Regions from separate parts of the Homo sapiens genome. Here all the other regions are linked to region 2. A link is a loop called in an ENCODE intact Hi-C map of the cell type or tissue named here. Cell type or tissue: PC-3. All regions are shown on one strand.

Region 1 (2,500 bases), 560 kb after region 2:
ATTCCTTATTCAAAAACATTTAGTAGCATTTCATAGGGAGGAGATCAGCATATTATCAGAGAAAAGATTCATGCCACATTTTGTTTAAAAATCTGTTTCATTACTTCACAGTCACACTTCAGTAGGCCATGCTATAATAGTTTCTTCTTGGCCTTTGAAATGCTTCCTTTGCTTCTTCTGCTTTATAGAGACTCAAAATGAATTATTCAGATACCTGTGAGCATTAAGAAAAAATGGCCTAATTTCTGAATAATGCCAGTATTACCTTCTTAGTTAGATTGTGGGAAGAATATGTGTTCCTTCCCCTCCCAGAAACACCTTTCCTAACCTTCTTTCCCCCTAATACATCCATTTAAAACTTCTCAGCCTTAGATTTTAAACTGAGATATAATTTTATCTGAGAGGGTTTTTCATCTCTCCTTTACATACCCAAATACGGTGTAAGTTGATCTTTCATCCTATAGAATTCTGTGCTCCTCCTCACAAATCCCACTTACCAAATTGCATTGTTAATAACGTGGTTACTTATCTGCATCTTTGCTTTAAAATGTACTTGGGGAGAGTTCCCTTTTAACCTGCATCCCCCAATCTAATGCTTAAACATAACAGGTGATCTAAGGATATCTTGGACAAATAGCTACCATGGAGAAATTCATGCCAGATACCATTCTAAATGTTTTACGTATTTAACTCACTTAAACTTTACAGTAACCACATAAGGTATGTACCATTAACATTCCCAATTTCAAATTGGAAAAATTAAGGCACAGTGAGCTTTCATAATATGTTGAAAGTCTTGTAGCTAGTAAATGGTATAGCAGGGTCAGTTCCCAACAGGAAGAAGTGAAGGGTAGGCAAAGTGTAGTAGGTACGCACTATATATTCAATAGATCACACTATGGATTACCCACATTATCTAATAATCAAGGTTTGGAAGTATTGGAAGGCTTGTTTTTATGAAATGCTCATTAATGCATTCTACTTCATAAACTGAATGTTGGCAGTGGAATTTTATTCCATCAGCACATTTGCATATAAAGTTCTTTAAATTTACTTTTTTTTAAATGCAAAAAAAAAAAAAAAAAAAAAAAAAAGCAAATCAACCAAACCATTTCCTCCCTAGTTTCGGCTGCAATCAGCAGTCATAAATCCTTAAGTGTTAAGTTATGTTATTTTTGAGAACTGATGTGACATGTCCTAGATTTCAAATGTAGATGCTGCAGAGGACCACATGAGTTTTTGAATAAAAATTGGTATAAAGGACATAAACATTAAGGAAGCAGGTAGAAAGACACAGCTATCTGAATAGAGTCAGATCTGAACTACTGCCACCTAGTGATTCAAGTCAACCATCAGCCCCCACACACTCACAGATATACACTAATTAGAATAAGTGACTTTTGTTGTGGCTTCTTCCTCACTCCAAATATCCTGGTAGCAAACTCTTCCTGCAACATTTTAAGGCCCCCCTCACATGCTTTAAAAATTATAGTAAAAAAGGAGGACAGAATGGTAGGATTGGGAAAGACAAGGGTTAAATGACAGAAGAGACATCAATATAAGGCAGAAACACCAGAACAGTCGTGTAAATTAGACGAAGAAAAGTAAAGATCAAAAGTAGTGGAAATTAAACATTATTGGTAATAGAAGAAAATAGAAAAATTGATGCAAAGATAAGAGAAGACAGCATGAAGGAAAGGGGGCTTTCTGATTTGTTTGTTTTTAAGCAAGTAACAGAAGATGATAAAACAACCATATGTGGAATTGTGAAATCACCTAACATAAAAAGACAGAGGGATAGCTAACACCAACAGAGATAAAGAAAAATGATGAATGAAAGAAAGTGAATGAACTGAGAGCTTAATCTTGGAGGAGGGACTTCGAGTTTTTTGTTGTTTTTTAAGTAATAAAACCAGAGTGGCATATTCCTTGTTCAATTTAATATAATTGGAACTATCCAACGTCCTAGATGTACAACTCGTTTTCCTTGCCATTTTTTCCCCTCCTATATCTCCAGTACCAATAGTCCTTCTTGATTTTTTTTCTTCATTAACAAAGTTTTAATTACCTTTTGGCTCCCTTGAGATACTTTTGAACTTGCACCTGGAATCATGGAAATGGGCTGTATCCCAAACTGAAAATTTATTTAGGGAATTTTATTATTATGGCACTCTTTGCAATCAATCATATTGAGCAGCCACCCCTTAGCAATGTGCATTCAGGTGACTACTGATACTCAGGTATTGTTATAGTTTGCTGCAGGGTCACCTACATCAGCAGCAAATAATGACACCTAACATGTACTTCATTTCATGTTTTGGAAGCATTTTAATGTATGTGATATTTTATTTCCCAAAATATGGTGTTTGGAAGACAGGGCTGGTAGCATCAGCTCCTTTGATAGATGTGGCATTTGGGTTCTGAAATGTGTCTGAACTTTTCCAAGTACTCGGCTAGTGAGCTCTTTGTCATCTGACTGTAAGTTTGGCAAATATGCTTT
Region 2 (2,500 bases):
ACAGCTTTGGGCACAGTCTGATCAAGGCCCCGGTTCTGTTTGCTAGTGATCCTCCTGATTCTGCCCTCTCTCCATGCTAGTTTCTTCCTCAGATTGACATTCCTCTTGGTCACCAGATGCCTACAATCAGCGGGTGCAACTCTCTGCTCCCTGCTCACTTCTGAAGGGGAGAGCATGGATACCAACCACAGAACAAAGCCCTGCAGTCTCCCGCTGAGTAGAACACCCACGAAGAAGTGTTGGCCATTTCCCTATTGCCAGGGAAATATCATGTATTGGTTGGATTAGGCCTGTATTAATCCAGTTAATGGAACATAGTTAAACTATCCCAGACCCTCCATAGACACTAGAGAAAAGGTGAATCCAACCCAAATGTAAGACTGCTACTCAATAGGACAGAAAAGGCATGGATGTCAGTGAAATGGGAAAAAAAATGTGTGCCAAAGGAGATCAGGAAGGACTGAATAGAAGACATGGCCTTTGAATTGAAGCCTTTAATGAGGAAAGGGGATTGACATTGTATGAGGGCCAGGGTGGAGAGCGGGTTGTGAAGAGGATAGGGAAAATGCAAGGACACTGCGGATATAAGAATTAATGGGAGAATCATGGGCCACAAAGCAGCAGGATTATATTACAGAGATTGTAAGTAGTGTTTATTGAAGCACAGGGTACTGGGGAGGTGGAGGAAAGATGAAACTGTTAAGGAATTTAGACACAGCATGTAGTGGTTGGCAGGAAACAGATGACACTCTCAAACAGGGTAGTTGAGGAGAGCTAATAAAGGGACCATTTACCAAGGTGTAGTTAGGATTAAGAGAAAGCAAACTGGGATGGTGCTGTGCTATGGGCTAGCAACAGCAGGAAGTCATTTCTGTCCCTAGGTCTGAAGAGGGAAGCAGGGGAGCCAACACCAAGGAACCAGAGATCTTAGAGTCTGAAAGTCTGCATGATAGAAGCCATGGCCTTTAGTAGAGGGATCTTGCCTACTCTTAGCAGCCTGGCTTGGAGGGGCCTGGGGAAATAATACCCCAACCTCTCTCCTCTTCTTCAATATTGATGACTTCCATTGGTTAATATCAAACTGGAAGTTGGAGAGAAAGGGAGTCTATCTATACAAGTCAGCACCCTGTAGCCCAGAAGAGAGTAAAAAGGGGGTAAAAAGCAATTTCCGAGGGACAAACAGAAAACACCCAGCACAGAAGGAGGAACAAACATTTGGAGGAACAAACAGAAAATATCAGAAAACATTTTAATCCTGGGTCCTGGGACGTCATGGAAGGTTTTGAAGTTAGGAGCACCGCCATCCTCTAGGGGGAGCTCAAGCATTTCTCTCCACTCATCCCAAAGGCGGTGCATCAAAAGATCAGGGTGAAACTGACTTCAAGGAAAGAGCCCTCGGCTAGAGGAAGAAGCCTGGAGAAGTAAAGGGATTGCTCCTGGAATTGGAAATCTACCCTTTGCACTTCTATTTACTGCATTTGGATTGATTTGCAAGAATAACCATTAAAATAATCAAAGCTAAAAGTAAGTATGTACTGTGTGCCAAGTTCTTGACTCATTTGGCACAACTCTTCGGAGGTAAGCACCATTGAAATTCTCACCTTCTAGATTAAGAGGCTGATAGAACCTGGATTTGAGCCCATTGACAAAGGACCACTCTCTGCTCTGTTCTGTTCTCATGCTGCTGGTTTAGTCAGCTGAGTCAAAGGTTGCCTTTGCTTAGAAGGCCTAACAAAACCAGAGCAGGGTCCATGGAAAAGGAGACATGAAAAGGGACATATTTCCTGGTAAGATTTGTATTCATTTAACAATTTTAAGCACATATTTAATAACCAGGCACTCACTACCTGACAAGCTCTGAGCCAGGTGCAGGGTATCCGAGGGAACTAGGAGAGAGGCACTAAGTGCTGTACTAAGAACCTGAATGAGTGCATTTGAGTCCTGGGTCTGCTACATGTGTGACCTAGGAAAAGTCACTTAAATCATTTAACTGTCTCCTCATCTTTAACATATAGATGGTTAAAAAGTACACAGCACTTGGAATAATAAACGGGCAGATTGTTAATGTTGAAGGTGTGAGCTGCTGTTCTTACAACACAATGTCAGCCCTTGAAGCTCTTACAGTAGATGGAAAGATGGAGATGAGTAGGATCTAATTATTGGCCAAGTGCAAAGGAGCTAAAAAGGCCACCCACGCTGCTACTTACTTCAGCAATACCCAAGGAAACAAGGGCAAAAAAAGAGCTCTAGAGGCTCTTCTTGGTCTAGCCCTGCTTTTGAGTTTGGGGCCAAAGCTCTAATTCACTCTAATTCAGGGGTGTTAGCAAGGTTCTTGTCTGGCATTCTAGCTCTGAACAGTTGATACCAGCTTCCTGAACCATGTGTTAAGAGAGATCTCAGACTGCATGTAGAGAACGTATGCCTTGAGAGATAAGTGATGTCTGCCATTGATTGAGGGTGGAGAGGAGGAGCCAAGTGGTTCTAGAACAGTGTCCTTTTG
Region 3 (2,500 bases), 1.3 Mb after region 2:
GTGAAGAATAATAGGATAATATATAATTAATTTTTTAGTAGAAGAAGAAAAACTACAAATGTTTCTAAAATCACTACCTATATATGAAAACTCACATATATGTGAAAAACTATGTATACATGCCATAAAGACATAAATATATATACTCATTATATATATATAATAAGTAGTATTAAAGGAAGAAGGAGAGGAAACCTGTTATTAGTAGGAGTATATATTATATAGAGAGATAGAGAGAGACTATATATATATATATATATATATACATATATATATATACATATATATATATATATATATATACTCATTCATTCATTTTAAGCATGCTTGCAAGTCAGGGCACCACATTGTCATCATATGCCAATCATTGTATAATTACTTGATCCAAATGTCCAGTTGAAAATCAAACCAAGTAAGGTTTGATAAAACCCAGAAAGTAATCTAAGTCTTTTATATTGGGGTCATCGCTGACACATTTATTGCACTCAAGAAATATGATGTTCTCTAACATTATAAAAAAGGATTTTGAACAAAGTTAACATTGAAAACTTCATAGCCTATTATTTCTGTCATCTCTATATATTATCATTCATAAAAATTAGTCTCTGAAAGCAGAAATTCTATTGTCTTATGCTTTACATAACAGACTATTATTATCTGAAATTAGAAATAGTCTAGTAATAAATATATGAAGACATTTGCTACTGATTGCTTTGGGCAGACGTTTTGCTTGAGATATATTGATATTTGTCTTTATAAAGTTTAACTTCTGTACATTCCAAAACCACTACATTACCATGATGTTCTCATTTATGAGCTATCTCATGGAAAGTATTCCATTTTTTGCAATGAAAGAAATGAGATGCCTTTCTCCAATCATTGTTACATTGTGCAGGTTTTTATATTTTCCTTTTTCAGCTTCCCACATCGCATGTCATTATAACAACTACATTATAAACTAAAACAAGTGATTATATTGGAAAATAATGGGGCTTGGGAAGGAATAGTCTTCCATGCAATAATTTTTTCTCTGCAGAATAAAATATTCTAATTTGCTCCCGACTCAGTGCTTGAAATAATGGACATGATGTTTTCTAAAATTAAAAACAGTAAAGTGACAAGAAAAAAGAAATTTAGAATATCATTTTAAATAATAAAACAGTCAATACTGCAAAAAGATAAACGATGCAAAGTAAACTCAAATGTTTGGAGACTGCATCGCCCAGACCCATCACCATTTACCAAATAAGGTGTGTTCCACTGGCCCTCTAGTGGTGACGTGTTAGAATCATAGATTCTTCCACTCGAAGGGTAAAAAAAGCTGTCTTCTTTCAGAAGTACTAAAGTGAAACATGTTCCTGTAAATGCCATATTCTAGGAATGTATTTTTAAATCTCCGTGTGGGATGTAAGTAGAAAAATTTTCCTCAGCCAATGTGGGGTTTCTTCTTGTACCCCTCAATAAAAGCTATGTCAAGTGAAGATGACAAATTGGGATACCACATGGTACATCATAATAACCCAGTACTTTTGCCACATTAAGTTTTGCAAAAGGTTGCAAATGAGTCATAGCACAAAGTTCTGCAAGCCCTGCAACATCTCCCTCCATTGCACCTTAATTCTTTTCAGCAAGCCCCGTCTTACTGGAGCCCTGGCATTTTCTTTAAAAGGGAGTGCCCCATTGTTATAATGTTTCTATGACGGACAGAAATTACTCTGCGGTTTCAGACTGAAGAGCAAGTGCAGTTACCTCCTGCATTGCCATCCTCTTAGCAAAGCTTTCTGATGTTTCTGGACAGATAATCCTCCTGAGGAAACCCCCTCAATAATGAAGGTATTACAAATAATACATGTTATACCATCCACTAGACCTTATTTGGTTCTTGGCCATAACGAACAGTGGTCTTTAGGAGGATGTCACAGCTCCCCGGCACTAAAGTGTGTCTAGGACTCATTTTCATAACTTAATGCACAAATATCCAAAAAGGAATCAGCAGCTGTCTCTCCTCGAGTTTCTTTTACCTTCCTTTCTTTTTTTTTCCTTTTTCTTTTCTTTTCTTTTCTTTATTTATTTATTTATTTTTGAAATAGGGTCTAGCTCTGCTGCTCAGGCTACGGTGCAGTGGTGCAACCATGACTCACTGCAACTTCAAACTCCCTGGTCCAAGGGATACTCCCACCTCAGCCTCCCAAGTAGCCTGGACTACAGGCACATGTCACCATACCTGGCTAATTAAAAAAAAAAAAAAAAAAAAAAAACTTGTAGAGATGGGATCTCCCTATGTTGCCCAGGCTGGTCTTGGACTCCTGGGCTCAAATGATCCTCCTGCCTTGGCCTCCCAAAGTGCCGGGACCACAGCCATGAGCCACTGCACCTACAGCCCCACCCATCTAAAAAACAAAACAAAACAAAATCAAAACTTTTCTACAGTACAAGAATTCTATGTTTATGTAATAATTGAAAATAATATTTTATCAATACAACTTCTGACTAAAGTATG

What was found. Hi-C counts contacts between places; a loop is a spot of excess contacts. Peaks named below come from ENCODE experiments on the same cell type or tissue, not always from the same donor. Only the 100,000 strongest peaks of a DNase experiment are listed, where the experiment ranks them.
Region 1: a loop joins it to region 2, with 12 times the contacts of the local background. A loop is called at or near these places in 72 of 110 quality-filtered maps.
Region 3: it touches region 2 in a loop (9-fold over the local background); 43 of 110 quality-filtered maps call a loop at or near these places.

What each region holds. Positions count from the first base shown.
Region 1 is chr12:90,101,905-90,104,404 of GRCh38, forward strand. All of the region lies in intron 11 of LOC105369890 (a long non-coding RNA gene), which reads left to right. Among named protein-coding and RNA genes, the nearest start is that of LINC02399, 160 kb to the left of the region's middle. In PC-3, CTCF peaks have their summits at 1,354 (motif pointing left) and 1,558; no DNase peak of the experiment used is centred here.
Region 2 is chr12:89,541,810-89,544,309 of GRCh38, forward strand. No RefSeq gene overlaps it. Among named protein-coding and RNA genes, the nearest start is that of POC1B-GALNT4, 17 kb to the left of the region's middle. In PC-3, a CTCF peak has its summit at 1,317 (motif pointing right); a DNase peak (open chromatin) is centred at 1,342; H3K27ac peaks cover 549 bases.
Region 3 is chr12:90,852,959-90,855,458 of GRCh38, forward strand. No RefSeq gene overlaps it. Among named protein-coding and RNA genes, the nearest start is that of LINC00615, 64 kb to the right of the region's middle. In PC-3, CTCF peaks have their summits at 1,279 and 1,483; a DNase peak (open chromatin) is centred at 1,273.